Regions from separate parts of the Homo sapiens genome. Here region 1 is linked to region 2. The links are chromatin loops, found by intact Hi-C in ENCODE. Cell type or tissue: OCI-LY7. All regions are shown on one strand. Links, peaks and the distances in the headings refer to the core of each region. The heading gives the core; the rest is flanking DNA. Region 1 overlaps ITGB1 (integrin subunit beta 1). Region 2 overlaps IATPR (ITGB1 adjacent tumor promoting lncRNA).

Region 1 (2,816 bases), core at 186-2,685, 150 kb before region 2:
AACTAATTGTATTCATGTCTGTGTCTCTCATCAGGCTAGTATTGGAGGGCAAGAACCCAGGCCTTCATTTTATATAGCCTTCACATATCCTTCTGATATATATGATATTATACATAACTCCTAATAGGTAACAAAGTGGCCAGGTACTATCTGTGAAATTAGATTGGATTCTTCCCATGCTGTCCTTGAATGTGACAACCATCTGTCATCCAACCTTCGCTCATACCATTCCAAGCTCAGGCCTCATCTCCTACACAACGTGTTCCAAAACCACACAAGCCAATGCTGAGATTTTTCTAACATTGTTAGGGAATATTACATGGTACAGTATTTTATGGTACAGTACATTGTATAAAACACTCTTTGGTATTTATGTTTTCCTGAACTGAACACAACTTGTTCCAATTAGACAACAGACTCAACATCAAAGAGCATGCCAACTTCTTGATTCATGTCCACTGAGTAAAGCATTTTTCAGGTAACTGGTACTCAATGTACTGATAGAATAAAATGTAATGTACAGCCAAGCTACATCCTGATGCAGAGCTGACAGGGACAGATGTTGCTGGTCAGCGCTGGCAGGTATCCTTAACAGAGTAAGTGGCACAGTGCCTACACTCTCTGGTGATACAAAAAAAAAAAAAGTTGCTCATGGAGAGAGAACTGCACTCTACTTACATCAGGCAGCAGCTATCCTCCAACTCCTCGAACGAGAGAATGAGAGAAACATGCAGGCTGCTTTATAGGGTAGATGTGGAAACCAACGCTCTGGAAGTACAGTACTCTGACAAAGGTCACACAGAAATTCAGTGGCAGACCCGGCACTGACACCCAGGTTTCCTGTCTCCCAATCGAGAAGCCTTTAGTACATCAAACTGCTTCTCTGATCAGGTATCTGAAAATAAATTACCACAAAGAAATGTGACCAATGAAGTCTTTCTGTCTTTAACTCAAACATGCCAATCACTGGAAAAACCCAGAAATACCTATGTCACTCACAAAAATGCCACTCAAAGGAATTAGAAGTTCAGAGAAGAAACTGGGGAAGGTAAATGCTTTTCTAGATTCCTCTTCCTCCACCCCCCCTTGACTATTAAAAGTGTTCCCAGGTCCTCCTTCAGCCCGTTTTTCACTCCACACCCTCCTTTGGTGTTTGCATGCACAGCCTATAGCTTCAACCAGCAATAGACTAAGAATTGTCAAATTGAAATCTCTCAGAGTTTTTTCTTTTTTTAAGCTCTCAATCTGTGTATTCAACTGCAATTTAGACATCTCCACCTATGTCCCATGGTCACCTTAAAAAAAAAAACTTGGCCTCATAAGGTCATCATTTCCCCTCTGCTCCAGCCAACCAGCACCCCCAGCTTGTGGTCACCCTCTCACCTCAGTGAACAGCACCTCCTAGCCAGAAACCAGTGTCACACTGGGTTTCTTTTATTTCTCTTATCAAGTCTTATCAGTTCTCCCTCCCAAATACAGTAGTTCTTGAACCCCACTCAAATCATCCTCCATATAGGGATCTGCAAAGCTTTCTGACCACTCACCTTTATCAGCAAAAAAATTCTAGGCATACCTGTACCCAAAATAAATGCAATTTATAAATTCAGATACATGTACTTCTACAGCAATATAGTAAGATTATCAATCATAATCAAAATTTTAAATTTTAAAGTGATGAGATCAACAAACATAATAGTAGACCTAAAATTTTCTCCCTATACTTCAGTGAGTCTTTTTATGCATCCCTGGAGATAGGAACCTGTGCTTTGAAATTATGTACAATGAGATTGGTCCTATAAGAAATACATACATATATGTGCTTGTGTGTATGTGTGTATATACATATGTATGTGTACTGGAGGCAGCTTTTCTCATGCACACACACGTTTCATGAGGTGATATGCACACGCTTAAGCATATTGCTAAATATAGTTAACTCTACCTTCTAAAGTCACAAACCAAACGGCAAGTTTAAAGTTAGCTGACCTCTAAAAACTCACAGCCACTTTTAAAACAATAACAAATGTACAAAGTATAGTTTGGATCCTTTTGTACACAGCTCCTGAAAGAGAGAAACTTTTTTTTTCACCTACCGACAGACATATTGGAAGGCTGCTAATATTCTGACTTTTACGGACTGTACCCCCTTTAAGCTGGGTACATACCATAATATCTTTTCAGTTTTCCACAGCTATAGATACCTCTAGCATAACACTTCAGGATTCAGAAGACGAATGTACCTTTCTGTATCTTAACGTCTCTACTCCATACCTCCCACCTCTGAAAAAATAACCAGCCAAACTCTCAGAACCTAAAACCAAGTCAGAGTAAACACTGCTAATACAATACAGGTACTTACATATTTACCCGGCATAATCTCCAGGATTCCACCCACAACCTAACAGATCCTAACTCTCTGGCAGAGTGAGAAAATCTGCTAATATCTAACAGAAGTCTAAATGAACCCTTTCAGATACATGCAGCTTGTTACATATTCAGAAAGTTAAGTTCTCTGAAACTTTTACCAGTTACAAGATGTTTCAGCTTATCACACTAGCAGCATAGTTAAGGGCAAACCAGAGCAGCTACAGAATATTAATGAATATGTTTTCAGACAGAACACTATACTACTCACCGCTGTAAGCCATAACTTACTTATCAAGAAGCCAAACAATAAAAGCATTACAATCAGTGGCAAGCACGCTTAGGAAAACTGGCACCATGTTAAGTTGTTTGACCACTTTTCATTATTATAATATGACCAGATGTCCCCAGTGTCACTCCCAGAGTTAGGAAGAACACCAATGTAGAGCTAC
Region 2 (2,816 bases), core at 53-2,552:
TTTTTTAATGTGGGGTCTTACTCTGTCATCCAGGCTGGAGTGCAGTGGCACGATTTCAGCTCACTATAACCTCTGCCTCCCAGGCTCAAGCAATTCTCCCACCTCAGCCTCCCAAGTAGCTGGGACTACAGGCGTACATCTCCACACCCAGCTAATTTTTGTATTTTTTTGGTAGAGACGGGGTTTCATCACATTGCTCAGGCTGGGCCACTTCATTTTGAAGGTTAATGTGTTTTGTTTTGTCAGCGGGATGATAAGCACTATGACAAGGACTCTAGTTGATTCTTTTTTGCTTTTCTCATGGTACCCAACATAGTGCTATAAAAATAGAAGGTAGACAAGAAATACACACAGGATGGAGAACTCTGTCCCATAGCTGTGGGGGTTTCTGAAAGGCCTTCAGGAAAAAGAGCTTCCAGATGTGGGGGCCATCTTCAGAAATCCTGCAGTCCTCAGGCAAATCTGGATGGTCTTACACGTCCAGGGACTGAAGAGAAGTCAACACGCTTCTATGATTGCTTGCAGTAGTTGCACTTAATCAGCTCTTGAGCTGTTGCTATTCTTCTAAGCAATACAGGGACCGAGGGGCTACCTTGTTTGCTTCTCCCCAGTCATGTACAGTCAGTCGTGCCTCCATATGGATGGATTTACATTGCAGAGGAACTGACAGGGAAGAGTGAGAGTCACAGCTTGATGGAGGTGTTCTGGGGCCATTTATGTAACTCACTTCTCTGTGCCTGGACTCCTAGAAGATGACTTCTAACAGAGTCAGTGTTTTGGATTCAACAGAGATTTTTCACTTTAGCAATTTAGAAAAATAAGTGTTTGGCTCTTCTCAGAGCCAAACATTTATCTGATTAAAGAACATAGAAACATGTGGTTGATTACATATGTTATGTTCAGATATGTGTTCTTTTACATCTAATATTTCAATATTTCTCCATTGTGACCAGGGCCAGCTCCTCTTAGTGATCAATGATTCAGTCCAGGTCTAGGGCTTCATCTTGACCATGAATATTTCGTTCTTGGATATTTTGCTTTCCTCATTCCTGAGCCTCACTGAGCGTTTCCTGTTGTTTTAAGATGAGCTCTTCTCAAACGCTTTATCAGCTCAATGCCTCTCCCAGGTGGTACTGGGCATGCTGTCATTGCTGCATAAGCCACTCTTGTTTATGTGGATATTACTGTTTCTCTTTCTGTTACTCTGTTCACTGTCTGGAGTCTTACTCTTCCAGTCTTCTGAGTTCCGGAGTCCTCTAACCATAGTACATACTTGAGTGATTGCTGGAACAATTTTAGGAGTTGTGACAGAGATAAAGTAGAATGGAGGTTTTTGCTAATTTGGGATGAACTCAGAGGATGGATAAGATACAAATAGGTGGAGAGAAAGAGAATACTAAGACATTGTTTTTAGTGTTGGTGGTGCAGTTTTTCTGCTCCTTAGCTCAGTTAGGTTGGGGTTCTTGTCTCACGACCAGGAAGAATTGGGCACGTGGACACTGGAGAATGAGTGGAATAGAATTATTAAGTGAAAGGAAAGCTCTCAGCAAAGAGAGGGTCCTGAAAGAAGGTTCTTGGTAGCCCGTTCACAGTTGACTACAAGGGCTTTTACATATCTGGTGATGGGGCTGGGTTCCCTATGTGTATAAGGCATGAATTCCTGGAGGCGCCACCCTGTCCTTTCAGTGCACATGTGGGACCTTAGTCTGAGCCACTTCATACTGATTTATTTCCCTTACTGTGCATGTGTTAAGGGATGAAATTTTTCACCACGGGCATGTTTAGGCAAGCTCCCTGTGCACAATGACCTTGGCAGGTTGGAGGTTCTCCAGGGACCTTCCCCTGTCTGCCTAGGAGAGTTCTCTGCCTCCTGCCTCTATCATTGGCATGGACCAGACAGACTGTGTAGAGAGAAGACTGGAAAAGCCTGCATTTGGGCCATGGGAAAGCTCAATGCCAGGCTACACAGGCTGTTCTCCCATTGCCAAGATGGCCCGATGAAGACATGAGCCCCCTGGCTGGTGTGATGAACGCTTTGTTTAGGGGGAAGATACAAGTGAAGTGGTGCAGAACTTACGTCTTTAAATCCACCACCACACTGGAAAATGTCCACAAAATAGTCTATTGACAGGTGATTTTTCTGGCTCAGGTTCCAAGCTGACTTGAAAAATGCCATTATGAGTTTTCTGCTGTTTTCATTTAATGGCTGAAACATCAGGTCTTGAAAACTTCAACTGGTCACTTCCTCTAAGCTACTCAGAAAAATATTTCCCTTTTATTAGTGTCCGAACTGTGCATGCATGTATGTGTTACCTCAATGCCCACTATGGTGGTCTGTTTTTAAGCTGGTCCTCTGTGATCCCTGTCTCCAGTATGTATGCCTTGGTATATGGTCCTCTTCACTTGAATGTGGACAAGCCTTAGTTACTATTGTCTACCAGCTAGAATATGGCAAAAATCATGGTATGCCATTTTCAAGATGAAGATATGAAAAGACTGCACCTTCCATTAGGGGTATCTTCTCTCACATTCTGTCTCTTGGAATCCTCATCTGAGGAAAGGCACATCCTATGTTGTAAACAGCCTTATGGGGTGGCCCACATGACAAGGACTTGATGTCTCTAGCCAAAAGACAGTGAAGACTTGAAGCTTGCCAATGGAACGTGAGTGAACCCAGAAGCAGATCCTTCCCGGTTTGAGCCTTCAGATGACAACAGCCCCAGCCAGCACCTGCACTGCAGCCTTGTGAGGTACCCTGAGCTGGAGGACCCAGCTAAGCTGTTCTTGGATTTCTGACCCACAGAAACTGTGAGATC

What was found. Hi-C counts contacts between places; a loop is a spot of excess contacts. Peaks named below come from ENCODE experiments on the same cell type or tissue, not always from the same donor. Only the 100,000 strongest peaks of a DNase experiment are listed, where the experiment ranks them.
Region 1: a loop joins it to region 2, with 2.5 times the contacts of the local background. A loop is called at or near these places in 4 of 110 quality-filtered maps.

Annotation. Positions count from the first base shown.
Region 1 is chr10:32,952,915-32,955,730 of GRCh38, forward strand. The region is part of intron 1 of ITGB1 (integrin subunit beta 1); the gene reads right to left. Among named protein-coding and RNA genes, the nearest start is that of ITGB1, 3.9 kb to the right of the region's middle. In OCI-LY7, for the core only: a CTCF peak has its summit at 1,400; a DNase peak (open chromatin) is centred at 1,381; H3K4me3 peaks cover 2,439 bases; H3K27ac peaks cover 2,500 bases.
Region 2 is chr10:33,102,393-33,105,208 of GRCh38, forward strand. The region is part of intron 1 of IATPR (ITGB1 adjacent tumor promoting lncRNA); the gene reads right to left. Among named protein-coding and RNA genes, the nearest start is that of IATPR, 13 kb to the right of the region's middle. In OCI-LY7, for the core only: no CTCF peak of the experiment used is centred there; a DNase peak (open chromatin) is centred at 1,479.